2 separate regions of the Mus musculus genome follow, and region 1 is linked to region 2. A link is a loop called in an ENCODE intact Hi-C map of the cell type or tissue named here. Cell type or tissue: left cerebral cortex. All regions are shown on one strand. Links, peaks and the distances in the headings refer to the core of each region. The heading gives the core; the rest is flanking DNA.

The links. Hi-C counts contacts between places; a loop is a spot of excess contacts. Peaks named below come from ENCODE experiments on the same cell type or tissue, not always from the same donor. Only the 100,000 strongest peaks of a DNase experiment are listed, where the experiment ranks them.
Region 1: a loop joins it to region 2, with 1.9 times the contacts of the local background. A loop is called at or near these places in 2 of 42 quality-filtered maps.

What each region holds. Positions count from the first base shown.
Region 1 is chr11:67,766,122-67,781,591 of GRCm38, reverse strand. It overlaps Glp2r (glucagon-like peptide 2 receptor), which reads left to right and starts at 10,439. Exons shown (of 13, transcript NM_175681.3): 1 at 10,439-10,785. The coding sequence starts at 10,720. It overlaps Gsg1l2 (GSG1-like 2), which reads right to left and starts at 6,984. Exons shown (of 5, transcript NM_001347057.1): 1 at 6,675-6,984. The coding sequence starts at 6,984. In left cerebral cortex, for the core only: a CTCF peak has its summit at 8,861 (motif pointing right); DNase peaks (open chromatin) are centred at 7,044 and 8,850.
Region 2 is chr11:67,669,961-67,685,430 of GRCm38, reverse strand. It overlaps Gas7 (growth arrest specific 7), which reads right to left. Exons shown (of 14, transcript NM_001109657.3): 9 at 14,759-14,837; 10 at 11,065-11,193; 11 at 9,709-9,832; 12 at 4,127-4,206; 13 at 2,698-2,796; 14 at 1-2,093. The coding sequence ends at 1,980. It also overlaps a transcript of Glp2r not described here. Among named protein-coding and RNA genes, the nearest start is that of Rcvrn, 18 kb to the left of the region's middle. In left cerebral cortex, for the core only: a CTCF peak has its summit at 9,042 (motif pointing right); DNase peaks (open chromatin) are centred at 5,301, 5,860, 5,996 and 9,057; H3K27ac peaks cover 3,383 bases.

The DNA.
Region 1 (15,470 bases), core at 4,516-12,515, 94 kb before region 2:
TTCAGCTTGGCTCTGATGAGGACCTGGAGTTCTATCTAAATTACACATGGCAGATGCTGTCCCGGTGGGAGTAGGCACAAGAGGTGAGAGCAGCCACTGTGTGACTGGAGGCACAGGGATTTACCAATTCAGGAACTAACCAGGCTCTCAGGAGAAAGAGGGTAGCAGCCAATGACCTAATCATCTTTCACTAGCTTCCACCTCTGAAAAAAATTTCTACTGCCTTAACTACCACACTGAACCAGGCTCAGTACTTGAACCTTTGGGGGACATCCTCAAATCGCATCCCAAACACATGAAAGAAGTGAGTGTCCTTATTCTGAGGAGAGCGGTCTCTCTCAGCAGTAATGCAGGAGAAGCCAGGGGTAGGGTAAGGGCGGGGCAGGGGTGGGGCAGGGGCAGGGGAAACCATGATCAGGGTAGGGGCAGGGGCAGGGGCAGGGGCAGGGGCAGGGGCAGGGGCAGGGGCAGGGGCAGGGGCAGGGGCAGGGGCAGGGGCAGGGGCAGGGGCAGGGGCAGGGGCAGGGGCAGGGGCAGGGGCAGGGGCAGGGGCAGGGGCAGGGGCAGGGACAGCAGAATCCAGGAGCATACCAGGGACAGGGCACAGAGCACCAGAAGGCCAGCTGCACAGATTAAGAGAATTCCCAATAGCTTAGAAGGACAAGATTAGCTGGGCCTGGAGAGCTAGACCTGAGTGACCCCTTGATTAATGTGAATCCCCAGAAACGGTGTTCCTTCTGAACAAAGCCAGCAGGATTAAGAAGAAAAATCTTTACAAATCCCATGAAGCCAGAGAGGCGGGTGTTACATAGCTTGGCAGGGCCTGGGCAGCCAAGAGGCACATCAAGCCAGCCGTAGGAGACTGCATACAAGGCCTGGGTGCTCAGATTCTGTCCCAGAGTCCTTCCCCAGAATCAAGGCCCCAGGGCTACCCAGTTTCCCCTGTCTGAATGCCCTGAGTTCAGCACAACAGCTCAGGGCCTACTCAAACACATATCGTTGACTCAGATTTGCCCACGGAAAAGAAGACGAGAGCCAAGGCTCTCTTCAGGAGCTTTACTGCAAACATTTATTTCAGAATGAGAAAAGAGAGATGTAGTCTCCCTTTTAAAGCACTGCAGGGCCCACTTGCAGGGAGACGAGCTGATTTAGATGGGGAGTCTTATCTCAGTCAGGTCCGGTGCCACAGAACTGAGGTGCTGACCCACCCTTAAATCCTGCACTTGGTTAGGAACATCTTTCTGAGACCAGAGTCTTTTTTCTTTTGCCAGTGACACCGAGCCCATTCCTCCCCGTGAACACCCTCTCCACTGTTTGTACCACTTCTCCTTCATTTCTGTTCGGACCCTTCCTTTCTTCTGCCCTGAATCCTGGGTGTTTGTGATGCAGTCAGTGATTCAGTGTGATGTTCCGTATCTTATCGCAAACAGGCCTTTGGGGGCCTTTGTAAAGCTCGAAACAGATTTTTCAACTGGGAGATTGAAAAATCCAAATCTCTCCCTTTGTAAAAGCAAAGGATCTGTCTATATTGAGCTCCCAAGAGGACCTGACCTCAATGCTGAGTTGAAATCAAAGAGATGACTCCTTGGCCAAGGCATGAAGTTCAAGGTCACTGGCAATCCCAAATTCATAGATGCCTGTTACCACCTCCTGTGAGCTCTTTGCGTTTATAGCTTTTATTTATTATGATTATTATTTTTAAAAGACTTTATTTATTTATTTTATATATATGATGAGTACACTGTAGCTGTCTTCAGACACACCAGAAGAGGGCATCGGATCCCATTACAGATGGTTGTGAGCCACCATGTGGTTGCTGGGAATTGAACTCAGGACCTCTGGAAGAGCAGTCTGTGCTCTTAACCGCTGAGCCATCTCTCCAGTCCATGATTATTACCTGTAATGTATGAGCTCTCTGTCTGCATGTGCACCTGTGTGAAGAAGGCATCTCATCTCATCTTACAGATGGTCGTGAGCCACCATGAAGTTGCAGGGAATTGGTAACTCCTATTATCTAGCTTTTACTTAACCTCTAATATGTTAAGTATTAATTAATTCTAATATCAAGTAAAAACTGAACACTAAAATTTTGCTTTTGGTACATCCTGCAAAACATGGAGAGGATAATGTGTTCTGGGAAGGTGGATTCTTTTCTGAGAGGATTTCTTCCTTCTGTCTTAAAACAATGGCAATGTGGTAACATTTAGAAACCTTAACTTTCTTATACCAAGAAGTATGGGCGATGTGAGCAGAGGAACTTTAGACAAACGGGCAGAAAGCACTCACAATGGCTATTAGATTATAGGGTGACAGGAGAAGCCCAAGTTCATCAGGCTCTAGCTACACAGCCTTCAACGGTGTACATGCACTTCTACAAAACAGTTTCTCTCTGTAATTGTCATATAAATAATATAAATAAATGTGAATGTAGAAACCTCTAATGAATTTTGGGAAACATTGAGATGTGTCATATTAATCAATTTTTTTGGGGGGGGGAGTGTGTGGAACTTGGCAGAGATATTTTACATGCTAATAGACACTGTGAGTTTCTAAGAAAAAAATATAATATGCAATAATTTCCATTCTTAAACTCTCATTGTTTATTTTCTTTAGAGAACATGCCTGTGGAGTGAGTTTAGAGCCATCTAGTGAGGTCCTTGTTAAAGGTCCTTCCCAGCCTGAACTCAAGACCAGAAGTGTGAAAGTTGGGAAGGAACCAAGAAACACATCCTTAATTTCTACTCAAGACTGTGTGTGAATTGCCAAGAACACTAGTCTTCTTGAAAATTTAGAGTGTGCGCCAGCTGATGTAGGAAAGGCCCTCTAGTACCATCCAAGTGGAAGTGGTGTGTGTGTGTGGTGTGTGTGTGTGTGTGTGTGTGTGTGTTCCCTGGGTTGACGGGAATGTCAAGAGGGCGTCCCATAAAGCCTCTAAAGTGGTTCTCAACCACTATCTCCAAAAGTATCTACATTGTGATTCACAACAGTAGCAAAACTACAGTTATGGATGAGCAATGAAGATCATTTTATGGTTGGGGTCAACGCAACATGAGGAACTGTATTAAAGGGTTGCAGCACTGGGAAGGCTGAGAACGCCGTGCTAGAGGAAGGAGTTCAAAAGAGCTTCACGCAGTCTCTTAATGTTGCCCCCAGATCCTGTTTTAGGATGAGGACATCCCCACTACGTGCACATAAGCTGACTAACGACTTTATCTTAAGTCGTAGGGACAATTTGTACCAGGTACCAGCCTCGTGTTGCCGTGACTAAGGGACACACACCTCATGCAGATGGCCAGCTGATTCCTGCTTTTGTGCCTCCTTAAAGTCCAGCTCTTCCCTTTCCTTAAGTCCAGCTGAGGCCATGTTTTCCAGAGGGAAAGCAACTTGCATCTCTCTAATTTCCTGATCCTATCCTCAAACTCAGCCGCCACTGAAGGCCCTCCCCACTCAGACATCACAAATAGCACGCCAATGCCAGTGCAGTGCCCGAGCTCTCCAGTTAGACTGCCCCCCAACCCCCATAAAAGGGGGAAGCAGCTGCCCCAGTGACAGGAAATGGCCACTCGAGCTCGAGGCTTTCTCCTGTTCCTTGCCCTGTGTTCTAGTGGCAAAGACTGATTTGGCCGCTTCAGACAAGGTCAACTCATTTCTGTCTGCCTGGAGCATCCTGACTCCTGATCTCCATCTGTTAAAATCCCAGATAAAGCATGAGTTCGAGCCTCAGAACCCAAGTTAAAAGATGGGCATGGTGGTGTTAGCTTGCAGTCCCAATGGTGGGGGAGTGGAGATTGGAGAACCCTGGGGTGGATTGCTGGCCAGCCATTTTTGCTTAATTAGTGAGGTCAGGGCCAATGAGAGACCCTGACTTAAAACAGGTGTCATTCTCAAGGATGGCATCTGAGGTTGTCCTCTGGTCTCCACATATACGCAGACACACATAGACCCCTTCAACATGCCCATAACAAACACAGACACATTTAAAACTAAGGCACATGTGGTGGCTTGATACAATGGCCACCTGCTTTATGAAGACTCTAGACCTAAGTAGCATCTCCTTCGTCCACTAACATGGATGGATGAGCTTCTGTCTTATCCACCACCACACCCTTCCTTGTTTTACCTTTATAGTAGATATTTTCCAGTGGCTTTTAGCTCTCAGCACTAGGGCTCCCTCTCTGTTAAACCCTGGTCCCCCTAGCCTCATGACCAGCAAGGAAATGCTCATTAGTGAATATACTCCATGATACCTCCAACTCTCTTCTATCTGGAGGGCTTTTCTGTGTCCTGGGGTGTGTTTCTTTAGCTGTGATGTCTGCCATAATCACCAGGGAAGGAAATTAGAAACACAGATACATACTCTAGAGAGAACAGAGTTGAGTGGAAAAGAAATGCCAACACTCTGAGGATGGGAACAGAAGCAGCAATTAGAACTCCAGGGAGAGGAAAATCTGCACAAACAATAAATATACTGAGAACACCCTGTATGTTGCCAGAATGAGCAACATCTAGTCGAAATTAGTGGCTTACTAAATACAGCAGTGATATTGCTGGACAAGAAGATGGCAGGCATTATTTGGGTATTGTCACAGAGTGATATGTTTTATTAATTATAATACAAAGTCAATAGTTAATGTCTAAAATGAAGATATCTGTGTTTGTCCTTCATATTGAAAGTTTCCCCTGAAGGAAGGGACAGAGAATGGTGGTTTTATCTCTAAGCCTTTCAGAATGTGTGACTCTTATCTCTATGTAAATATTACCTTAGCTAAACTGCAAAACAAAACAATAACAAAAATTCCAACCAACCAACCAAATAAACAAAGAGCAGGTTTCTAGACTCTAGTCTACATCTATTGAGTTAGAGCCTCTGGGGCTTGGTGCCTGAAGGCTTACAAACTTCCAAGGTGATTCCAATCCCTGCCATTATGCTCAGTTGTGGACATAGATGAAGCCACCTCAGATGCTGGGGGAACAGATTTGGAAAAAGAACAGACATTCTTAAGCCATTATTCGCTTATGGATGTGGTGCCTACAGTTCCCAAACAGAAAATATGGGCCTATCTTGGCGATCCTAGAAGAGGCAGGATCAGAAGCCAAATGTCACTGTGGGTGGGTGGAAGGTGTTGGGGGTATCAAGAGAGTGTATTTTATACACTAGTACTCTAGAGTGAAGAGAATTCGAGAGGTCCCTTTCCTAGCATTAGTGATGTGTCTGAATCACTCTTAGTGCAAAGGCTAAGGTAGAGCATGCGTTTGCTCTCAGGAGCCTGCTTGGATGGGGTTGGAGGTAGTCATACTATATCTCAGAGTTTTATTGCAGTTTACTTAGGCTGCAAGAACAATTTTTCAGATGCTACAAGGGTGGTAAAATAAACATCTGAATGAGAAATGTAAGTCTGAGGATGTAAGTGGGGTGCCACCCCTTTTCACTTTGGGGCCTTTGCTGTGAAAACAGAGGAGCTCACTAGCCCTGAGCATAGAGCTCAGCCAGCCTGTCTAACAGCACGGGCTGGCACTCCTGCCTTCTATTCTTTGTGAGGTAACTCTGCTCTATGTACCACCTCCCCATCTTCTCTCTCTTCTTCCCTCACCTTTTACTTTATAAGCCCCCACCATCTATCAACAAAGTCTGGAAGATGTTAATGAATTGGGGCTGACTGACTCAAGACAAGGCTTCTTGCTGTGCAAATTCTCCGTGTCCCAGTCTCCTGCTTCAGAGCTGAGGGAAGGACATCTACCATACAGGGCTGTTTCAAGGACAGACTGAGATAAGGGCTGCAACTTGTTATGGGCCATGATTGTGACAGATCTGGAGGTGATCTAATGATGCTAAGGGCTGTGTGTGTGTGTGTGTGTGTGTGTGTGTGTGTGTGTTTGCTTTTTTTGTTTGTTTGTTTGTTTGAAATAGAATCCTCTGTTTCAAGAGGCATTAAAAGCACAAGAGAGACTCAGCATTGGAGGAACTGGGGTAATGGCTCAGTGTTGAAGAGAGTTTGCTGCTCTTTCTTGTATAGGCATTAGCTTTGGTTTCCAGAACAAGTCAGGGGTCTCACAACTGCCTGCAACTCTAGATGCTGGGGATCTGATGCCTTCTTCTGGTCTCTGTGCGTACAGAGACACACATACAGACACACAATCTCATGCACTTTGAAAATTAAGGTACATAAACACACACATTAAAAACTTAAAGCAGTGTATGGCGGCACACACCTTTAATCCCAGCATTGGAAGGCAGATTTATCTTTGTGAGTTTGGGATCAGCCTGATCTACATTCCAGGCCAGCCAAGGCTACAAAGTTAGACCCCGTCCCAAGTAACAACAACAACAACAACAACAACAATAACAACAGCAACTTTTAGAGTGAGAAAGGAATCTTAGGGATGAAGCTTAGAGGAGGATAGTGGCCACCTTTGATTCTTGAGGAACTGAGACAAGCGGCAAGTGGGTGAACACTTGTACTTAATAAAGAGTACGTCAGGCACATTCTCCATAAGCACCTCCATGGCTCCCATTTTATAGATGAGAAGATTGAGACTCAGAGGTAAAGGACTTGCTTAAGATTACATAGACAGTCCGTGGCAGACCCAAGATTCAGATCCAAGCAGTCTGACTTGGAGCCCCTTCTCAGGGCCATCCTGCTCCTGTTGGCCCAGGGACACACAGACTCACTCACCTGTGCTGTTGAGGCTTTCCTCACAGGACTGCCAAAGCCCCGCATGGAACCTGCGTTGGATAAACTTGTCGTCCCCTGTCTCCCAGATGTACTGGACAGCCTGGCTGTCATCGTGCTTACTGCCCGTGCTGCTGCTGGACCGGCTGAAGTGAATGCAGTTCAAGCCCCCGAGGAGATCCTGGCATAGAGGTTTTGTCATTCGTCGGATCCCCTCGCACCAGTGGCTGCTGCCCATGGCTGTGAGGGAGAAGGCAAGGGCCAGGCAGATGGGGAGGAGGGTCAGCATCCGCTGCCACCTCGCCCTGTCCATGGCAGAATGAAGCTCCCAGTGCCAGCGTGAGCGAGGGGCCCCCTCCTCTCTACTGTATCACGGTATCCACCCCCAGCCCTGCCATCTGGCATCCTGACACAGCTTCTTCCTGGTCCCCTGGCGGGAACCTGTGTATATTCCAGCATATAGCATCTGTGTAAGTACCATGGCCAGAGCTATTCTCCTAGGAAGAGGTTCGGAGTGGGCCTTTCCATCCACTCTGGGATGAGTATGTGCAGGGGACATTGGTCCATTTTAGAAGCCAGTGGTAAAAGAGGTATACCATAACATTTACCGCTGTAACCATCCAGTGTATGGTTCAGTGGCAGTAGACATGGTCACATTGCTTGGAAACATTCACCTCCATCTCCAAAACTCCTTTCAGCTTGCAAAGTCAAAGCTCTGTCACCATTAAACAACTCTCCACTCCCTGTCCTCCCAGGCCCTGGAAGCCTCCACTGTCCTTATTGTCTTGGAATTCTACAAGAAACCTCATAGGAAAGCAACACTGCATTATTTGTGCTTAAGCGTCCACTTTATTTTCCATAGTACAGATGTCCTCAAACCTCATCCTGCTTTGGTATATGCCAAAAACTCTTGACTCTTTGCAAGGAGGAATAGTATTCCCCTGTGTTTATGACAGTACACCTTGGTTCTCTGCTTATCCCTTGATGCCTGGGTTGCTTCCTTTGACAATTGTAGAGAAGGATGTTGGTTTTGAGTGAAGGCCAAGACTATCTTGGTGTCTTGATGCTGCCTCCCCGGCCCCCACCAACTCTACTCTTTCTTTTGGAACTAAGATGATCCCTTGGTGGTAGGTTCCAGAAGCATGAAATGCTCGCTTTCTAAAAAAAAAAAACAAACTATTAGCTTACAAATAACTAGGTTTCATAATGGTATTTTAAATGTAATGTACTGTGTTGTTTCTCTCTCCTCTTCTTCCCCATTCCCCCTCCTTCTGCCTTCCCACCCCCAGCTTCTTTCCCATCTACCCCCTTCTTCTCTCCCACCCCCAGGCACCCCCTTTTGACTTTCATGACACACGTGCTCTTCTGTACTTTCCCTCCACTCTCCTAATGCCTCTTGTGTCCTCTCGTAGCCCGCCATCCAGTTGGGTAGCCCATGTGTGCTCTCACTAACCTTTATCTGCACACGTAAATGTTAGAAGTTGGGATCCGCCTATGAGACTGAAGATACAAGAAACATGGAAGCTTGGGGAAATTTCTGGGTCTGTTGCTTAGCCCAGAGACCGAGAGAAGCAAGACTCGGGCAGTTTGCTTCAAAGCCTATGTATTGTGCAGAGTGGGAAGGGACATGTGCCCAATTGGCTGTGGAAATTAGCACCATCTAGGACAGTCAAAGCCCTTGGACCATCACCCACATCCTCACTGAATGGGTCCTATGCAGGAGTAGCAATGTCGAAGACCCTTTAGGGAGAAGAAGGCTAAGCTCCACCCCTTGGTAGCCAAGTCTAGAGTAGGGTCGGGAAGGAGTGTGAAACCTCCCAAGAAATTCATCTTTTATTTATCTTTTGTTTATTTAGTCTCCAGGAATAAACCAAAAACTAAACTGTTTTTAGGATGGGGAAAGAAAAGGCAATTAGAGACTCCAGGAAAAGTCAAAATTTACATAAGAAATTCAATAACCCTGAAGCCAGGAAGGAGCAGAGAGAGGAAAGAGTCTATGTGGCCCCAGCCGATCACGGGCTCCTCATTAAGTGCTGAGCAGTCCTGGAGGTGGCCAGATGTAAGCATGCAGTGACATTTGTGTTTGTCTCTCTCCATCTGTTCTTCCCTGCTGGCGAGGCTGGAGGACCTGTGTTCTGTACTCCACATACAGCTCTCACAAACAGGTTTACCGCATTTTGACACTAGATGGCATCCGTCCAACGGGTAGCAGGTCGTGAAGCTGACCAAGGCAAGTCCTTTCAGGGGGAAGAAAATCAGGAAAAAAAAAAAAATTTTAGAAGCATTTCAAGAAGCAAGATGGAATATTTGTACAAAACAGGTGCTTTCTCCCCCACCATGCGACCCGGGAGCTCCCCACTGATATGGACAGAATAGCTTTACAGCCACATTCAAAACACACACACACACACACACACACACACACACACACACACACACACACACACATGTTTTCTTCCCTCCCTCCACTTCCTCCCATTCTCTGTGGTCCCAAAGAGATGACCATATTGACTGTAGAAATCACACCACCATAAAAGCCCATCTGGGAGCCATTTCCAGACTGATCTTTTTATCATTAAGGTTTGAATTCTTGCCACGTGTGGGTTTTAAGGTTTTTAGGGATTTTTATCTAGCGGCACTCACCTGCTTCCCTGTGAATGTTCAGAATTCACTGGGCTTGGTCAGCTAATGGAAATGATCTATGGTTTGACTTAAATGTGAAAGGAAAAAAAAGAAGGGGGAAAAGGAGGGAGGGAGAAAGAGGGGAAGGGAAAACTGCCTTTTATGCCTACTGCTACTCTAACATTTTGTCTCTCACCTTCCACTTGGTTCTTCAATGGAAAGACTGGATAGAAAGCTGGGAGCCAGCCAGGGATAGGAGGAGTGTGTGTGTGTGTGTGTGGGGGGGTGGGCAGCAAGCAGAGCCTTAGAGACAGAGAAGAGCCTGCTAGAGATCATGAGCTTTCTTTGAGACCCCTAGTGCTAACAGGAATAGTTCCTAACCAGGTAGCTGTGGTCACGTGACTCGGCTGGAAGGCCTGGCTTTGTCTTTTTGCTTGCTGTGCAGCCTTGAACAAACACCCTGGCCTCTTTGAACCCCACTATTTCTCAGCCCTCAGATGAAGAAGTAATGGTACCTTGGAGGATACTGATGGGTTCAAGTGAACTAGGGCAGAGGGTGGAAGGTTTTGTAACCATAAACTGAAGTGGGGTGTTGGTTAGTAAGTAGCCATGAATACCATAAAAATATCTGTCAGGTGGCCAGAGCATCACTGTGTTCAGAACACAACGGCCCACTCAGAACACGTGGACAATTGAAAGGCACCAACCTCCGTGCTTCCTACCCGTTGTTTTGTTACCGTGTAAACGCAACTCAACTCTCGGCACTGAACAGGCTTTTGCTGCAGACCTGGGGTCTGGAGGTGTTGTCTCTGAGACAGGAAAACTCATCTTGTTACTATGGCATAGTAGTAACCACGGAGCTCTGAGATAGCCCTGAGCTGGTGCCGTTTAGAAAAGTTTGATGCTTTAGAAAGAAATCGTGGCTTAAAAGAAGCCTACCTGGCATGGGGGCCCATCCTCTCCAGCCATCCGAATCTCAATCTGGTCGTGTGCGTAAGAATAGAATCCTCGGAATGGTAACCATGTCTTGCTTTTTCTTCTGGGCTTGCTGAGGAAGTCCCAGGCAGCGTAGACGTCTTGGGGGTAGGTCTGGGAAAAATCTCCCAAGATTTTAGGAGGGGCAGGCGGGGGATGAGAAACTTGGAGATTCGGTAGATCGCTGTAGAGCAACTCAGACAGTCGGCGGCCTGAAGAGGACTTGTGCAAACACTTCCTCTCTGGACAAGGAGGAATGCAGGAGGCCACCGCCTGCAGTACATCTTGGAGTGTTGGAGGGATGTGCCTGCACTTGTGAAAGGGCGCCAGAAGGACGAGGCCCCAACCAAGCCCGGCAGTGCCCAGTAGATGCAGAGAGGCGTCCCTGCCCCGGGCGCAGCCAGTGGGCATCCCTGCGGCCCAGGGGCCTGAGTCTCTCCACTCCCACGGGATGCGTCGGCTCTGGGGCCCTGGGACGCCCTTCCTCGCCCTGCTTCTGCTGGTTTCCATCAAGCAAGTAAGAACAGATTTTTATTCCTCATTCGTCTTGTTAATATTATCAGTTGTGCATGTTTTCTGAGTGTAGAAGCAATTTAGGCCCCGTGTAGGCAATTTGGGAAGAATAAAACCATATTAAGAAAATGAGGCTCAACCACAACCCCAGTAGCATTCTGCTCACTGTTCATATTTTGGCTGATTTTTAAAAAAATTCTCTTTTCTGTGCATTATTTTACACAGCCGAAATGATGAAGCACACATTATTCGTGTCCTGGTCTTCCTTTTATATCCTTCTAGAAGCGTCTTCCCATATCAGCATTTCTGAGCCACACATTTCTGTCTTTCTTTTTTCTTTTCTCTTTTCCAAGGTTCCTGTTGCAAATACTTAAAAACTTTCTTATAGTGTTCTGTAGTCTCTAATATTGGAAGATACCAGATCCAAAGGCACATCAACATAAGCTACAAATTATAGTGAGTCCATCAGCTGGAGCTCACCCTCACTCACATTTGGGGCTACACATCCGATACTTCCTCACCTTAACATACAAGTTAAAAGAGTGAATATTCACACTACAGATATTTTGCAATCTACTTTAAAGCACATAAATAGCTCGAACACACCAATAGCCACGTAGCTCTAAGTTTGATATCATGCATCCCTGCTTCTAGGATCTCATTCTATGCTCCCAGCAGCCCTGCAAGGGAGGTTCTTTGTTAACCCCATTTTATGGAGGAGGAAACTGAGCCCATGCAGGTTAACTAACACTACTCTACATCCATCAGTGTGTCCTACTGTAGGATAGGGGAGAGCTTTCTGGATGTAGTAACATGTGTGTAACTGTGTTTAAGTGATGCCTCTGTGTTAGGGTTTTCAGTAGCTTGCTTTCTTTTTATCCAAGAAGTTTACACGTTTGCCTACTCCTTTCCTTTCCAGGGTCTCATTTCTTCGGGGTTGTGGTGGGGAAGGACCCTAGTGTCACTCATCTCGGTAAATGGTCATTATTCCCCTTCACTTCTCAGTCCTCATTTGCATCTTCAGAATTTAAAAAAAATCCTGCCTTTCTGCATCTAGGGAGGGCAGAGGTGTCAGATCTCATAAATGTCCCTGTTCCCAGCCTTTCTGCCAGAGACTAGACAGGCCGAAAACATTGGTGCTGACCTTCCAAGTCCAAATTCTCCCTCAGGCTGCACTGTCAACTTGGGGACAATTGGTGGTGTTGGGGGATATGGCTGTGGTGGCAGACTCTTTTGAGGAACTGCTCCCCAAGGAGCAGGTGACCTCAGTGTGCCGTTTCCACTGATACTGGCGGTTCCACTGTAGGGAGAGTTGGCAGAATGTCCATCCTTTGCTTGCAGTCTCTGGGTATCCTTATAAAAACCCAACATGTCCAGCTAACTGTTACACCTGGTTCACTGTCTAGCCATATGTGTCCAACTGTCCAGCACACAACACACAAAATGCCCAGCTTCAGCCCTGGCCATTTCACTGTAAGATGCCTCCCCACACATCATCCTGTAGGATGCTCCCAGTCAGAGCACGAGAAGAACATTGCTACTGAACCCATTTCAGAGATGGGCAAAAAGCTCCAGAGAGTTCCATGATTGCCTCTTCTCAAGTAAACTCATGAGCTGGGAGCCACCTTGTCTACTCAGCGGGCTGTGGCCCTGTCTTCTGTCTTCTCTAACCCTCTTGGGAGCCGTTGACATATGAATATTTATATATAATACCAGGAGCATCTGCAGTACTTCAGGCTGGCTGACAATGCCAACCAAATCCTAACTTGGCCCTTATACTCTAGTGTTTCCATATCAATAATGCAGTTGGGGGAGAGGTCTCCTTGCCCCTTGTCGCCTGGACTGTGTACAGAGATGCTGGCACTGTCTGTTCTGCAGCATGTGGCTGTGAATCTGATGAATCTCCCTTTGATTATCCAACTTTAACCTCAGAGTCTTTAGATGTTTATACATTGCTGGGCTTTTCGTAGACATTCATGAAGTTCACTCAGACATGAGTTCCCTGCCTGGGGATATAAATGACTGTGGCGTGTGTGTTGCTGGCAGGAAGTCTTCATAAAATTCACTTAATGAGAAATTCTCAGAGATACTTTAGTTTCTAAACGCAAGTGGCTAATGGTGCTAGCTCACACCCATACCTCACCCATGTATGTTATTCTGCATGAAATACAAACTATTATAGGCTCTAGGAGAAGCTGATTTTAGGCATTGCTGGTTGGTGTATGAAAGGGTACGTGGCTTAAATTTTGTTTTCATTGACAAGGATAAACAGCTTGGCAGTGCATTGTCAAAAACCTTTAAAAATGTGTGTACTCCCTGACCTAGCAACTGTGATTCACCCCATCCCCACCCTGCCCCCATCATCCCCCCCATGCCCCCACCCCAGCCCCAGAGGTTGGAGGATTTTCATCACAATATCCTATTAGCAGCATTTGGATGTAACTTAGATGTTCCATGCTGGAGGATTTACAAATTAAATTCTACCACATTCGTTCACTGCCTTATGTGTAGCAGTTAAAGGGGTGTTGAATTAAAGCAACCATAAAGCAATTTTAAGTACATTTTGAAATGGATGCATCTTCTAGGTGGAAAAATAAAGGTTGAAGAACAATATGGCTTCCTTTTTTGGTCTAGAATAAAACAGAACAGGAAAAGAAGTAAGATGAGGCATGTGCGGAGAGAAGGGTCTGGAAGGGAAGGGAAGGGTCTGGAAGGGAAGGGAAGGGTCTGGAAGGGAAGGGAAAAGAAGAGAAGGGAAGGGAAGGGAAGGGAAGGGAAGGGAAGGGAAGGGAAGGGAAGGGAAGGGAAGGGAAGGGAAGGGAAGGGAGGGAAGGGAAGGGGAGGGGAGGGGAGGGGAGGGGAGGGAAGGGAAGGGAAGGGAAGGGAAGGGAAGGGAAGGAAAGGGAAGGGAAGGGAAGGTGCTCCCTGAGGATGAAGGTTGTGATCCCCCTTTCCCCTGGTTTTGGTTACTTGAATTTCCCTTTCTTTTTTCTGCAGTGTATTCATGGTCTAACAAAGAAAGATAGATTTGTGTAAGTGAAGCAATAAAGGCTCTCTTCCCCACCTCCCACCTTAATCTCTTCTCAGTCAGGTTGGTCACAGATCCAGGCTGCCTATGCAAGGGAAAGAGGATTGAAGGTCAAGCTGGACCTGTCCACGAATCCCCTCTCCCCATTACACTGGCAACTCAGCTGTGACCGGCTTTAGACTCGGCTCCCATCTTTCTGATGTCTTTAAACTAAGTACCTGGAAAGACTGCCTGCATTTCTCTAGCTTCTCTGGGCCGAGCAAATTCAATAGTTTTTGGCTCTAGTTTGTTTTCTACTGTATGTGTTTATTGTGTATGTGTTTGTGCACGTGTGTGTGCACATGCTCAGGCCAGAGGTCAATGTCGGTGTCCTCTCCAGTTGTTCTCCATCTTGTTTTTTGAGACAGGGTCTCTCACTGGTCCAGGCTCTCACTGATTCATACTAGCTGGGCTGGAGGATGGGGCTTCTCTTGACTCCTCCTCCCTAACTCTGGGATTATAGGCATGTGCCCCGCCCTAATTCTGGGATTGCAGGCATGTACCCCATGCCTGGCTTTTTACATGGGTCTTGGGAGTGCAAGTTCAGGCCTTCCTGCTTGTGTTGCAAAGCTCTTTATCAACTCCAGATACTGGGTGTTTTGTTCTATTTTGTTTTGCTTGTTTGCTTTTTAACTTTCACCAGTATCATTAGTCCTGGTAAAGAACAAGAGAGCTAGAAATTTAATTCAGAGACTGATTTCAGTCTCTTCTTTAGGCTGGACTGAGTAAGGCCCCCTCAGGGCACAAACAGCCCTTTATGCAAGGGAGAGTATCACAGCTTTGAGGATTTGGGAAACTTATTGATTAGCTATTAGTTTATCTGCTATTTTTTTAAAAAAAGACAATGAGTCACTTAAGCACCAATTAGCCTGTTGTTTATTAAACAATCTCTTAGTAAGCTTACTTGATGCCTCCTGGGTTCCAATTCAGAAGGGATCATTATTAGCAGAAATTCAAAGCTCATTGCAAGATGAAGTGAAGAGATAAGTGCTGGCTACTGTATCCTCTTGCTTCCTTCTTATTGGCTAATATCATAGTCTCCAGACTGTGTGTCAAGGTGCAAGGTATACCACTGTGAATTCAGCGGGTGCTATGGGATACATTAATTTTTGGAGGAAAGTATAATGATTGTGGCACTTTCCAGACACCATGCAAATTCTTAGCTCAAGATATCTATGTCTCATTCTGTTTTTGTAATGCTGGGATGGAACCAGGGCCCTGCATATGTCAGGCAAGTGTGAGGATGAACTATGTCCCAAGACCTGAATTTAATTAATTGACAGGGTTTCATGTAGCCCAGGCCGGCCTTGAACTTACAGTGTTGCTAATGTTGGACTTGAACATTTGAATCCCCTGCCTCCCGCTCCCAAGGGCCAGCCTCATAGCTGTGCTCCATCTCATTGTGTCTGCTTAAATTCACTATTACATTGTGAAAAACTTGGTGGTTTGTCCACAGGTTCTTCCGTAGAAAGCCAGTACCAAACAGAACAAAACGGAACAGGAAGTGAAGGTGGGGATGTCTAATCCCATCCTAAAGTTTTCGAAGTTGTGCAATGCCCGATAGATTCAAAGTTGTTAAGATATAAATATTTACAAACTGTTTGGACGTATCTACTTAATAA
Region 2 (15,470 bases), core at 2,412-10,411:
AACTCAATGGGCAGAGTATCCAAGAGGGAGAGCCAAGTCTATCTCAGGAAGAGGCGAGGGGTTCGCACAGGACACTTGAGCGCTTCCTCGCATGACAGAGCTGCAGTCTGCGGTCTTCAGGTGAGGGATTACAGATTGCTTGTCTCTAACAAAACTCTTCATGAATGAACAATGGAAGGGAGGGGATCAAAGAAGGGAAAGGCATGTGTGGATAGATTAGAAAGGAACCAAAGAGAGAATGGCCTCAGATGGAATAGGCTCACGTCAGCCAACTGGGGTTATGCTGGAGGAAGTGTCATCTCGGGGGACTCTGAACCTTTTGGATTGGGGGTGGGGTGAGGGAACAAAGTCATGAGCTACACTGTGATACCCAACCCCCTGTGTATGACAAGACTTGGAGCTTGACCATCACTCACAAACTAGGTTGCTAAGCCACAAAGCAAATTACCACTAGCACCCATTTTTTTCTTTTAATAAGGAAATCAAGAAATAATGTCCTACTATCAAAGGCTGATGTCACAGTTCATGCTGAGCACAGGTTGGTGAGATGTCCTCATGGTGGCCTTTTTGGCTGAGATGGTTCAGAAAGGAAAGTGACAGTGCTTAGTTTGCTTGAGTGTGTTAGGCATCTTGCTAACAACCATGAGAGATGGTTCTGTGGATGGGCTGCCAGAAGGTCCAAGATTAGTAAGCTATCCGTGATGTGCATTGTGAGACTGAAAGATGTGAGTGGCATTTAGAGGATTTTTGCCCTTGGAGAAGATAGACAGGTCAAATACAGAGTCATCTGTGGGAAAGATGAGAAAAAATGTCCCCCCTCACCCCCGTACAAGTTTCCAGCTAGAATTCTTCACCCCCCTACCCACTCACCTTGTGACTCCCCAAAGTTCCTTCGCTTCCTGTGTAGCAACTACCTACAGCCATGAGAATCTGCTCCACTGACCAATGACAGTAAGGGGGAAAGCAGTTCCTCCCTCATTGTGCACACCCACAGCTGGAGCCATTCTAGAGAATAACAAAACCCAGCTCTTACTGTTGTCACACAGGGCCTGAAGTCAGCACAGAGGAGTGCTGGTCAAGGGTGCGACAGTGTTGAGGGGCGGGGGGGGGGGCATGTGTCAAACAAGACTTTGTGAGACTCCACCCCTGAAGTCTTTGAACATGCACACAGCTGTCTAAAGACTTTGGGAAACATCAAGGGTTGTCAGGGTGAGGTGGGGAGTTTCCTCCTTGAGAAAGAGGTTGAGGGAAGGGTAGATTGGGACTTCGTGGTAGACTTTACAGCCAATGCCTGATCTGAATCTGAAATTCAGATCTGGAATGCTAGATCTGGAATCTGAGACTGATAGGAGCCATGATCTGTTTGTGCCAACTGAGGTAGTTCCATTCTGACCTCTCCAGATTTGGGTTGGGAAGAAACTCCACCCCTCTTGTGGGGGGGGGTGTAAAAAATAGATGTGGGCTCCCAGAATGCAAAAGGGTGGGGAGTCGGGAGGACTGATAAAGGTTGTGGGTGCTGGGTGTGAACTTCACTTTGCCTCCTGTCCTTGATTCTGATCCTGACACTGTTTGCAGACAGAGACACCGCCACCCTCCCTCTTTCATAGTCCTGGAGATGACAATCGCACTAGAGGACAGGCCTTAGATACCAGGGATACAGGTGTGTGATGGCCACCCCTGTGGAACTCAGCAGGGACCCTAGGGTTCTAGCCTCAGTTGGTTCTCAGAGGGACACGCACAGCATGGGAGTTGGAGGGGGAGGCTTCAGTCTTCTAGGTGAAGTCAGGGCTGTGGGTCCACCATTATGGCCTGGAAATACTGGGGAGTCCCTGGCCGGGCCCTCCTCCTCCTGGAATCACTGGCTCCTTTCTTCCTTCTCAGTGTATAGGTTAGCAGGTAATAGGGCAGATACAGCCCCTTCTCCATGGGACCCTCAGCCCCTCTCCTCAGCAGGAACCCCCCGGACCATACAGTCACTTCTAGATCTCCATGTCCACTGGGCGGATGTTGCCTGTTTTGTGCTCTCTGACCCATAGCTCTCTGTCTTTGGCTGGGTCCACTTTTCGCAGCAGTTGGTCCACAGGCTCGACTGTCTGCAAGGGGGCACAGAGGGAGGGTCATGGTCAGAGGTGGCGGCTGAGCTGGAATGTCTCCTGTGTCCCATGCTGCTGCAGTTGGAGAGCCACCTCAGATCACCCTTTCTAGAAGGTTCCAGGGCTCCATGGAGGTGGGGTGAGAATGAGAGTGTGTAGAATGCTGAGAGGCAGAGCTAGTCTGTAGATCCCTGGCCTGGAGAAGAGGGCGGGCTGTCCTACAGATGACCCCTTCCTCCATCTGTCTTCCATGGGCAAATAGAACTGCCCTTGGGCACCCACCCTCACTTTAGCAGGTGTGTATTTAGTTTGTTTTCTAAAGCAGATTCACGTGGGAGACAAATGTATGTACTTAGTTGTTTTAACCATTGCAGAGCAGGATGAAATGTAAACTGTGATCCCAAGTATTGGGGAAACAGGCAGGAAGATCACATGTTCAAGGCCTAGCTAGATCCAGTCTAAAACCAAACCAAGCCAGTGCAGCCTTTCTTCCCCCTGTGCTTGGATGTAGCCCCCAGGAGAACCTGCTCTAGGATATTATGGGCCCTGGGATAATCACTCCAAGGCTGTCGGGCTAGCCTTAGTGCAAAGGTAGGGAACTCACGCTTTGGTTGAACATGTCCGTCTCGTGCCGCAGCTGTGTGTACTGGCACAGATGTTGTCGGATCATTTCCACCCTCTCCACCTCCAGCCGCTCCAGTTCCTGCCGAGGAAGAAAAGACCAGAGTCCCCTGAGCATATCCCTAACAGTTGGACCTCCCCAAGCAGGTGTTGGACTGCTGTGTATCCTATTCACAAGGCCCTGGCTGTGGATCCCCAGCCCATCTGACTCTCTAGACTCTGATGAAGGAGGAGCCAGTCTCTAGGGTGAAGATGAAGGTCATGGGCGTGGCCCTGCCATATCAGTGTGGAACTCCCCACAAGCAGAGTATCTGATTATCCCCACTAGGACTCAGAAAGAGGTTCTACGATTGTCCCCATTGGCCCAAAGTGTCATGGAGCCATAGGAAGAGCTGCGTTTAAGCTGCATCTGTGATGGAATAACGCAATCTGTGCTGCAGCTCTCAGCCTCTCAAGCACTCTGGCTTCTCCACATGGCCTAGTGCTGAGCGGGCAATGAAGACTGGGCAGGGAGCAAAGCAGACTGGGGACGTGGTAGCCACTGTTAAGGGGAATAGTGGAGAGGGCTTGTCTTTGGTTCCTAGGTGGTTCCGTGACTTTAGAGGATTAAGCTGTTATTCTGTGGGTAACTAGGTCACTGCCAGGTGATTAACCTGAAAATGAGGTGAAGAAGGGGGCTTAATTAGAAGATTAACAGAGGAGAGAAAAACCAGGACACTGGCCCTGAAGGAGGCTGCTAATCTTCCTAGGTGGGCTAGGACCTGGAGAAGGTAGCTAGTTAGCAGGGACAGGTAGGGGTTGCCTTGGACACTGGGCTTGATGCTGTCCCCTTCTCCCACCTGGTCCAAGTACCTACTCTCCTGCTCAGGTACTTTCTGGCCAACAAGCAGAGATGACAGATCCTTAATAAGGAATTCACAGGATGATGTGCAGGCTCTGCCACCATGGTCTTCCATTACAGGCTCTCTTCAGGTCCCCAGCTGCCCCATTCAGGTGTCTCATAAGGACCCCTTTATCAAGGACCCGAGGGTGTGTGTGTGTGTGTGTGTGTGTGTGTGTGTGTGTGTTGGGAACAGACTGTCAGCTTTCCACTGCTTCTTTGTTTATCCCAGCAGGGCCATGGTTCTGTGATGAGGAATTCCCTGGTGGACCCTGACCTCTCTCAGGGCTCAGACAAAGGAGAACAGAGTAAGACCTGGTTCTTGCAGAGTTCACAGAGTAAGGCAAGCTAGCACAGGGACCCGAATTTACGGTCAGGTACAGATTGAGGGCTGGACCCCAGTGCTGGGAAGGCTCTAATGACCATCTGTGTTGTTACCCCACCCCCATCCTTCCATGACCACTGTCCCCTGCCCAGGGCTGCCTGTGTCTTAGCCTCTTTACCACATGCACACGCATCTCTGATCACATACCAGTGTGGTCGTCACCATCTCTTCAAACCACTTGGACTGGGCCTGGTTGTAGAGGTCCACACAGCGCATGAGGTCATCTCCTGGGAAAAGCCAACGGCCACCATCATGCCCCGTCACATGCCACCCTGCCTCCACTTTGGCTGCCCTTTTCTGTCTGTGCCCATGGGTATGGCTGTTCCTTTCAATGGTCAATGCAAAGTCAGGGTGTGAAGGGGGGTGGGGAAGAATAGAAGGAAGTAGATGAAAGAGGCAAGCCACAGGGGACAAGCCTCAGCGCGTCTATCTGAACTCCACCAATGGCTCCAAGAATGCAGGCAGGGGGTTTCTCATCAAGAAACTACACATGACTCTGGGTGCCATACTGTACATCTGCAATCTCAGTGCTTCAGGAGCCTGAGGCATCAGGACTGTAAGTTCAAGGCCAGCCTGGGTAACTTAGGGATGTAGCTAAGTGGTAAGAATGCCTGCCTTGTATATGCAAGACCCAGGTAGACTACCCACCGTGTACACACACACACACACACACACACACACACACACACACACGTACCCCAGTGATAGGGATAGAAATGGGAGAGCATTCTGAATTCCAACCCAACAGCCTGGTGGTCACGGCTCATTCACTGTGCAGTACACTGGTAGAAATCCAAGCACTAGAGCAGGGGCAGACAAGTGGGAGCCTGGGGAAACTGAGTCAGGCTGAAACAGAGGGAAGTGTTCACGCAGCATTCTGTTTACAGCATCAGTCTGAACACCCGACCGACCACCACGGCTCCATGGCTAATGGTACTACTTTCTGCAATGACATGTGTATCTCAAACATTTTTGAAATTAGAACAAAAACAAACTATGGGATGACTATAAGATATTATTAGTAAGGATTCTGGCACCAAGAGCCTTGCCACATAAAACACAGTTGGCACATTGATGGCATCAAGTGACCCTAGGAATTGGTGGCAACTGCAGGACTTGAGGATGTGCCCCGGACCTGCTGAACCAGACAACAACTGTTCCCAGACCTGTGGTGAGGAATGTGTGAGAGGTGCTGACATCCAACCATGCTGCCCTGTGTAGGTGTGGCCCTGGAGAGAGTGGGGCCTCATGGTTTCTGCTCATGTTGGGAGAAGCCTGTGCACCAACCCACAGAGTCAAGTGACTCAGTCTAATCCATCTACAGGATATTCTAGGAATTCTCAGAATTGAATTTAGTCATTTAAATAGATTCAGAGTCACTCCTTTGACATAAGTCTTACTCATGCACCTTATGGTGGCAAATTGGGGGAAAACGGGGAGACTTGTCTATGTGACTCCAGACCACCTCAGAATTCCCATTCCCTGCCCTCACAGCCATACCATAACCCCTGCACCTTGGGGGACAGATGTGCTGCGTGTTTTCTTCATTTCATCCCTGCCTAAGGTCAACAACTACTCCTTTGGTTGTAGCAGTATTAGCCAGAGGGAAGAGCACAGATGTGTCTCTATCCCCGTATCGCCACCGCCACCTCACCTGCTCCAGGATGAAGCCAGCATGCTGCCCTGTGAACATACACTGTGAGGCCCCTGGTACCCTATATGTCCATCCTATATTTGAGAACATGTTTCAGGAATGTCTGCTGCACCTGAAAGTGGTGTGGGGGAAGGGTGTTTCTTTTTCCAGGACAGCCTGAGAAGCAGAGACGGGATCCTTTCACAAAGTGCCTGTTGAGAGGGTGGATTCAGGAGCTAGAATGCCAGGGATGCCAGCCTAGATCCACCCTATAGGCTGCAATGACTTTGGGCATGGCAACTAATCTGTCCTTCTTCTGACAGGTATGACAGTTGTAGCTTTAAAGAGTCATCGTGAAGTCACGTGTGCAAAGTGCTTGGAACAGAGGCAGAGACTAGACAGACAGCAAGACATTCCTCACGGTGGGGATGGTGACTTGAAGTCAGAGCCCTGGAGGATCCAGACATCCTTCCTCCCAGTGGCATCGTGAGAGGTGAGGGAGGAGTAGAAAAGGAACAGGAGGAAGGGATGTCAGCACTGCCTTCCAGATGGAGGCCTCTCCAAGTACGTCCTCCCCAAACCCTGACACCACAGAGAGAACAAGGCCACTGTAGAGAGAACCCTCAGCAGAAACCAGGTAAATTACACACACACACACACACACACACACACACTCTCACACACATACACACATACACAGATACACACATATACACACACATACATACACACATACACACACAGACACACACACATACATACAGACACACACTCTCTCTCTCTCACACACACTCTCACACAGACACACACACACAGTCTCTCTCTCTTATACACACACACACTCTCACACATACACACACACACACATACACAGAGACACAGACACACTCTCATACATACACATACAGATACATACACATACACACACAGACACACACACATACACACACATACACAGATACACACATATACACGCACATACATACACACAGACACACATAGACACACACATACATACAGACACACACACTCTCTCTCACACACACTCTCTCTCACACACACACACACACAGTCTCTCTGTCTTATACACACACACACACTCTCTCACACATACACACACACACACACATACACAGAGACACAGACACACTCTCATACATACACATACAGCTACATACACATACACACACAGACACACAGACATACACACACATACACAGATACACACATATACACACACATACATACACACATACACACACAGACACACACACATACATACACACATACACACACAGACACACACACATACATACAGACACACACACTCTCTCTCACACACACACTCTCACACAGACACACAGTCTCTCTCTCTCTTATACACACACACACACACTCACACACACACACACACATACACAGACACACAAACACACTCTCATACATACACATACAGATACATACACATACACACACAGACACACACACATACACAGATACACACATATACACACACATACATACACACATACACACACAGACACACACACATACATACAGACACACACTCTCTCTCTCTCTCACACACACTCTCACACAGACACACACACACACAGTCTCTCTCTCTTATACACACACACACACACTCTCACACATACACACATACACACACACATACACAGACACACAGACACACTCTCATACATACACATACAGATACACACACACACTCTCACACACATACACACATACACACACATACATAGATACACACATATACACACACATACATACACACACAGACACACACACATACATACAGACAGACACACACACTCTCTCTCTCACACACACTCTCACACAGACACACACACACACACAGTCTCTCTCTCTTATACACACACACACACACACACACACTCTCACACATACACACACACACATACACAGAGACACAGACACACTCTCATACGTACACATACAGCTACATACACATACACACACAAACACACACAAACACACACAAATACACACACATACACAGATACACACATATACACACACATACATACACACATACACACACAGACACACACACATACATACAGACACACATTCTCTCTCTCACACACACTCTCACACAGACACACACAGTCTCTCTCTTTTATACACACACACACACACACACACACACACACACACACACACCTCTTTTTCTCTTCCTTCTTCAGAGAACAAAAATATAAAAGACAAATGGTAACCATAGGAAAACACTTGCAATTCAGATGACCAGCGGTGAATCTCCCTAACGCTTACCCAAGCTGTGAATCAATCACTAAGAATGAGACACCAAGAAAATCAGGAAGAATTGGAATTCCTCAGCCGGTGGGGGAGAGGAGGCAGAAAAGAAAAGTCATGAGTGTGTTTTCAGAATGCTCAACCCTCTTACAGAGAAGTACAAGGTAATAGCAAAACCTATTATTATTTTTTTTTTACCAGTGCACCAGTGATTTCAAGTTTGATAACAGGTAGTGCTGATAGGCATTCAAGGAAGAGGTATTCACAGGTGTGGGCTGTGGAGCCCTCTCTGGAAAGCAATTTGGAAGTATCTGACGAAATGAATCAAATCTTCTGACCCAGCATCTTCCTTCTCTCCATATGAGCATCTGGCCTTACATATGCAGAGAGTTACAGTTCTAATAACAAACTCAGTATCTCTGGTCCCAGGCAAACAGTCTGAAACCATCACAAGGTTCCAAAATCTACCCAAGGAATGATGAAAGAAGTCTCGTAGGTGTAAGGTCCTGCGTTCCTTCCAATCCACATGAATGGATATATAAAGCGGTTTAAGAGGGAATGAGATGGGGGGGGGTGGCGTTTCTAAGACTTATGAATAGAAAAAGAAGCTTGAAGATAGAATATCATATGTTCTTGTTTATGTGAATTCAGAAAATTGCTCGGGGGGGGTATTTCTAGTGAATAGCACTGCACACTTTTGGGCACGGATGAAACCAGTGGCCATAGACTACTGTTGCTGTATAGCTCTGTTTTGTACTTTAATGAACTAATTTGAATACATGTCTTCCCTATTAGAGTCCCCTTCCGATTTACAATAAACATGTGAGGCATTTATGAAAATGTGTCTGGACCCAGGATGTATTACTATGTAGCTAATGTTTGTCAACTTATTTCTACCCCAGTTCACATGCTCTAAGGGGGTGGACTCGGTTCTAGGATGACACAGACTGCAGCGGGCTTATCAGAAATTAAAAGGAAGGAAGGATATCTAAAGATCTCCCAGCCCTCACTGCACAAGTCTTAAATCCAGAGGCTGATGTGCTGCCCTTGTGTGGTGGAGACTTCGCATCTTTGAGAAACTTGTTCTATCTCTTGTATCTAAGGGCCCCTCTTTCCGCCTTGTGTATCAGCTGATTGTTACCACTAGGTGGCAGCAGAAATCTGCTCATGGGAGCAATGTGGGGAAATTCTGGCATCAATAGGAGGGAGGGGAGGCCCTTCATCCTGTAAAGGCTCTATGCCCCAGCATAGGGGAATGCTAAGGCAGTGAGGCAGGAATGGGTGGGTGGGGGGTGGAGGAGCACCCTCATAGAAGCGGGGAAGAGAGAGGATGGGATGGGGGTTTGCAGAGGTTAAATTGGGAAGGGGGATAACATTTGAAATGTAAATAAATAAAATAATCAATAAAAAATAAGTAAATAAGTAAAACCAATGTTGGCCTCTGTACTACCCACAGGAGCTCACTTCCACAGTGTCACTAACTCCCTGGGGAGGTGGAGCAAGTTGGATGGGTGGGCTTGGGGTTACACTCTTCAAACAGGGATAGGGTCCTAAGCTCTTGGTGCCTGGAGCAATCAATCTGTCAATCTCTGGACCCAGAGAGAGGGCTTGGGAAAACCCAAAGGCCATAGCAGGAAGCCCTCAGTGTGATCTCGAAGTAGCTTGCCTGCTTCCTGTCTCTTCCCTTGAGGTCCCTGGACATGGTACAGGGAGGAGACACAGGGGAAGTTGGGAAAGACCATGCCACCGGAAAGCTACCCCTCCCCCAGCGCTGGTGTAGTCAGGACAATGGGCTCACCGGCCTGAGTGGACTTCCTCCGTGCCTTCTTGATGTCCTCCTCGGTCTTGTTGCTCAACTTGATCTCCAGCTGCTGGGTCTTCATCTCCAGGTCTTTCTGCCGCTCTGTGAGGGCTTTGCGGGCCTGGAGCGGGGAACAGCCCATCCCAGAGAAGCTGTTCATAAAGCTACAGCCGGGTTTCAGGGTCCAGCCACCCACCTACCTGATCTCATCTCCCCTGCTTGTGTGGGTGATGATGGCACCCTGGGGTGGAGGAGCTAGAGGGCTGGCACCTAGCTAGATTTTCCTTGTCTGCCCACTTCTAGCCACATCTGTGTGCAACCTGTCAGTCCCTGAGGCCATGTTGCCTCTGGAGCATATGCCTATCCTATGACCCTAAAACCACTGTCTCTGAGGTGGAGAGATGGCTCAGCTGGTTAAGGACACACTGGTTCTTGGGGCTGACACAGAGCTTGAGTCCCAGCACCAACGTGGTGGCCCCGAATCATCCGTAACTCCAGTTCCAGAGGAGTGGGTGACCTTCTTCTAATCTCAAAGAGCACCAGGCAAGCAGATGGTGCAGACATAGATTTGAGCAAAAACATGTATACAGATAAAATAAATATAATAAATAAATCTAAAAAACCAAAACAAAAAACAACAACAAAAACCCACTGTCTTTCAGGGTTGGGAGGGACCATAAGGTCAACTGAGTTTCCTACTGGCAGGGCTCAACAGGCTGTGACTACCAACTCCCTTATCTTGTAGCCTGAGTCCTTCCAGTGCCTGCACCGCCTCCTCCTCCTCCACCACCACCACCACCACCACCACCACCACCACCACCACCACCACCACCATTCTCCACTCAGCCTTTGTTGGAGATGTAGCAATGTTTTGGGTACCTGTTTGGTTTGCCCCTCCTGTTCTATAGAGCACTAAATCAGGCCACCCTGTCCCTCCAAGTCTGACTATCTGCATCCCTGCCTCCCATGGTTTGGGCACCCACAAGAAGGTAATTCTTTGGGCATCTGGGAGGGGAGATTAGTACAGGGAAGACCTGAGAGTGAGGCCCAGACACAGTAGCCATGTGAGTGGCTGTGGCACATCTGACTTGGTGTCCACATAAAGAGGGGATGCCTTGACCTGTGTGCCCATTACAGCTCCCACTTCACCTGCAGCATCTCCTTGCTCCCACTTGCCCTTGGGAGAGTCATCCAAGTGTCCTGGAGTAGCGACTACTGCCTGCCACATGGATGGATGCGAGTTCCTTGGACTACCCTCCCCCCCACCCCACTCCAGTGTACAGAGGCAAAGTGATACCTATCCTGTCCTGGAAGTCCCATGCTGTCCCCCGGCTGGGCACCCTGGCCTCTCACCTTCTCCACTGAGGCATAGCGGCTTGCCAGCTGCTTACGGAGGTCAGCGATGTGGTGGTCGCACTTTTTCATGTCTTTCTTGAAGTTCTCTCTGAAGTTCATCAGGGGTTTCTCCACCTCGCTGTGGAGCTGTGAAGGAGGGCAGAGAGAGGATAGTCAGTGTCAAGACATGAGCTGTGCTAACACAGGGGCGAGAGCCCCCGGCTTCTGGTGAGCCAGACACCCAGTGCTTTAGCACTGACCTACTTCTCCAGCCCATATATCAAGGACTTCTTAAAACCAACATTTTTTCTTTAAAAACATTGGCTTGGTAGTTTCTCTTTCCTTTTCCTTTTCCTTTCCTTTCCTTTCCTTTCCTTTCCTTTCCTTTCCTTTCCTTTTCCCTTTCCCTTTCCCTTTCCCTTTCCCTTTTTCCCTTTTTCCCTTTTCCCCTTTTTCCCTTTTCCCCTTTTTCCCTTTCCCTCCCTTCTCTTTTCTTTTCTTTCTTCTTTCTTTCTTTCTCTTTCTTTCTTTCTTTCTTTCTTTCTTTCTTTCTTTCTTTCTTTCTTTCTTTCTTTCTTTCTTCCTTCCTTCCTTCCTTCCTTCCTTCCTTCCTTTCCTTTTTTAAGATTCACTCTTAGCTCTGAAACCTTGGCTCCATGCATGGTATCAGTGATCTTTCCTGAAAGTGTTTCTGGAGATGTATGGTTGGTCTGGCCCATACCAGAGGGTCTGGCCTACTGGAGCTTCTCTTCTGAAGAGAAAAAGAAAATTTCCAGATTGGAAGTGATTCCCATGACTGTCTGGTCCGGGTGTTTCCAAGAAGTGAATGACTGCAGTTGTGAAATCAGCTTAGTGGGTCAGGTCGAGGCTTTTTGAGATAATAGACCCACCTTAAGAAGAACAAACTATTAGGGTACATTTTAGGCAGAGTAAAAGTAGTGTGTCACGAAGCATCTGTTTTGGTTACATATATGTGTATCCCTGAGTGGGTACGTGGGCAGGTATGTGCACGTGCTTGGTGACCGCGTACAAACGCCTCTTACAGTCACAGTTGGGCAAGATTAAAGCCTGGTTGGAACGCTTCATTTCACACATGAAGAAGTGGAACTGTGGGGATGCCATGTAACCCACCCTTGATCACAAAGCCTGTTAGTGACAGCACGGGGCGCACACACATCCTCTCGCCCACACATCTGCCCATGCACACACGCCCCTACTGCGTGCTTCAGGTTTCCGTTTATCAGCAGGGCTGTGTCTACGCTCCCCTCTTTCACCTGGGGCCGGCTCTAACTGCCTTCCAAAAGATGGAGCGCCTTTCTTGTGATTGCTGTTGCTATTAGCACCGGCTTGAGCTGAGAGACTGGGGACGCTGGAGAGTCTACCGTACAATCCTGTTTCTTAAAAGGCTTTTACCCCCCGACACTGAACATTCAGATGGAGAAGAATTTCAATAAACCCTTTTGGAGCTGACATAAAATGGGTTTTGTGCCTCGGGAATCATATTCTTCAAGGCTGACGAATCAATCCTCAGGGTCCCCTTCCTCTTAAGAAATCAGCGTGCCACCATTAGGAGGCTACTGGGGTAGTTTGCAGTCACCAACACTCCCAGGCCAGAGCTGTAGAGTGCTGATGGTGTAAAGTCTGCCGTATTTGCTTGCCCCTTCTCCAAGTGCTGATGGTGTAAAGTGTGCCCCTTCTCCATGAGCTGTCCTTAGCGCTGGGGTCTGTGAGCCTGTGAGCCTTGCATAAAATGGTCCTAGAGTTTGGTTAATCAGCCTGCATCCACCATTGGTATTTGCTGCGAGGACGGAAGCTTCCTTGGCTAGGTAGGGTCTTTCCCTAGTGCTGGAGCCTCTTGCTTCTAGTTGGCGGCCTCTGCCTCCACCTCAGGCAGGAAAAACATCTCTGCTGAGAGCTGGGACAGGAGGAGGGAGGCCCTGGAGGGAAGCTACTCATGAACTTAAAAATAACCCGCTGCTTCATCTGCAGCAGCAGAGTGGCTGTTCAGGGAGCTCTCTCCTCACAGGGGCTCCTGTGCCAATGTGCCAGGGATGGGCTTGACTGTATGAGGGTGAGCATGCTCTTGTGGGCTGGGAAATGTCACTCCCCACCCCCCGGGGGCGTGGGGGTGGGGCCATGCCAGCTCTGTCTCTGGCACTCACACCCTTCAGAAGCCAGGAGCAGCACAGTTCCCTGCAAAGCTACCCAGGGTCTCAGCCCTTGAGGCGGTCACTACACCATCACAGAGCGAGGGTTAGATAGCACTACATTTCTGTCCTTCAAGAGTGCGCGTGTGAGGGACCCCAATGCCCCAATTCAGTGGAATTGCAGTGACACATGGGAACAGCACCGCAAAGACAGGGCTAGCTATCGTGGAAGCTTCAGGAGGGAACAGTGCCTTGGTGAGATACTACTGTCAAATGATAAAGCTGATAATCGTAGGGGCCCAGGGTGTTCAGACACAAGACTATGTAGTACTCAGGGCTGCTGTGGTGGGATGGCCAGTGACAGGAGGTGAGAGGGAAGAGAGGGTCAGGTCAAGATGCTGGGAGGCACTCCCAAAGGCCTCTCTTCCTTTAAAAGGAGGGCACGTTGCTGGGCAAACCTATCAGTCACACACATTCAGTGCAAATTATTTCACTGAGACATTTAGTTTGGTTTTCACTTAGAGGGAAGTAAGAGTCTGAGAGGAAATATGGAGATATAAGCTAAGAGGAGAAAAGAGGTTCATTTGGAAATCCTGAGGCAAAGCAGAGCCGGAAGATTGGGGGCCAGGAGGAGATGGCCACAGGCTCTGTGTCAGGGATTCTCAGCCTTCCTAGTGCTGTGGTCCTGTAATCCAGTTCCTCATGTCCTGGTGACCCCCAACCATAACGTTATTTTCACTGCTATTTCATAACTGTAATTTGCTACCGTTATGAGTCGGGAGGTGAATGTCTGTGTCTTCTGATGGTCGTAGGCAACATTGTGAAAAGGTTGTTCTATCCCCCAAGGGGTTGGGACCCATGGGTTGAGAACTGCTGCTGAAATTTCTCGTTTCTTCTGAAGGCATCTATTACGTATCCTACAAGGTGTTCAGTGTCCACTGTCGTGAACAGGACAGAGTCAGGCCTGGACTCACAACAGTCTGGTCCTAGTGTCTTTGGAAGCAGATGAAAGGAGGGGGTGTTCAGAAAGTCTGCAGCAATGAACCAGTTTTAAAACATCCTCCCCGGGCCACAGCCCAGTGCTCCCAGACACAGAGCTGACTGCCGTGCCTATCCATGAAACTGACAGAGAAAGTCTGGGAATCACCTCAGTGGAGCAGGGGGTGTCTACACTTACCACACAGACCCCCAGGGCTGCCTCCCATGGCTCCTAGGAGCTCACTGTGAGCTGCTTGTTAAAACAGCCATGATTAAAAAGACATGAAATAAACTCACACCATATGAAGCATCAATTATCAGAAACCTAGACTAAAACTTAAAAAAGCAATCATTTCTCAACACCTACATTGTGTTTTTAATCTTTGCTTCTGGGTCAAATGTCTGGTCATTTTTGACACTGTCTGTTCAATAGAGACACTGTCTAATGTTGAGTGAGCTGTGGTCATCCCCTCTCAATGCTGCATTCAGGGGCTTGGTACCACGGAAAAGGGTGAGCAATATAAGCTAGAGAGAGCTGGTAACCAGTTATTGGCCCTGGTCTAACCCTGGAGGAGCAGGAGGGTTACCTTGGCAGAGAACTTGAGATGAACTTCAGCCTCATCTGCCAGGCTCTTCTTTACTTGGGCCCATGCCTCTCCCAAGGAGCTGCAACAGGAAGGAGTCGTTAGACTTGGGAGGGGGGAGGCGTGGAAGAGAGCTCTGCCCCAAAGCTACAGCCCTCCCTAAGATGGGATGGTGGTTCTCAGCTCCATGTCTTAGGGAGGCATAAAATACTGATGCCTGACCATCACTGTCTCCAGAACCCTTCCACAGCACACCCTGGTTTGCTGCTGAGGTGACAAACATATGCTAGTAACCGAAGAAAGAAAACTAGATTCTCAGGCCACTTGGCCTCCAGGACAGGCGCAGATGGTCCACTTGGGTCCAGGGACATCCCAGGTGCAGCCCCACACTGAGAAGGCTCCCTTAGCCAACTGCAGAGGCATGGCTTCTCTCTAGTAGATTCTGGATCATGTACCCCACTGTGGCTCGCCGCGTGAACTCTAAACCGTGCCATCTCTCTGCTCCAAAGAGATGCACCAAGCAGAAGGCATCTCCCCAAGTCCTGGAGACTTCCAAAGGCCCTGAGATACAGAATTCATTATCTGGACCCTTAAGCCCCATGACCATTCTAAACTAGACCCCTGACTCCTTCTCCAGACCTCTCACCCAGCCAGCTGACTTCATTTCATGGGAAAGCCGCTAGTCCCGGGGAATTTATTAAACTTCAGTGGCTAA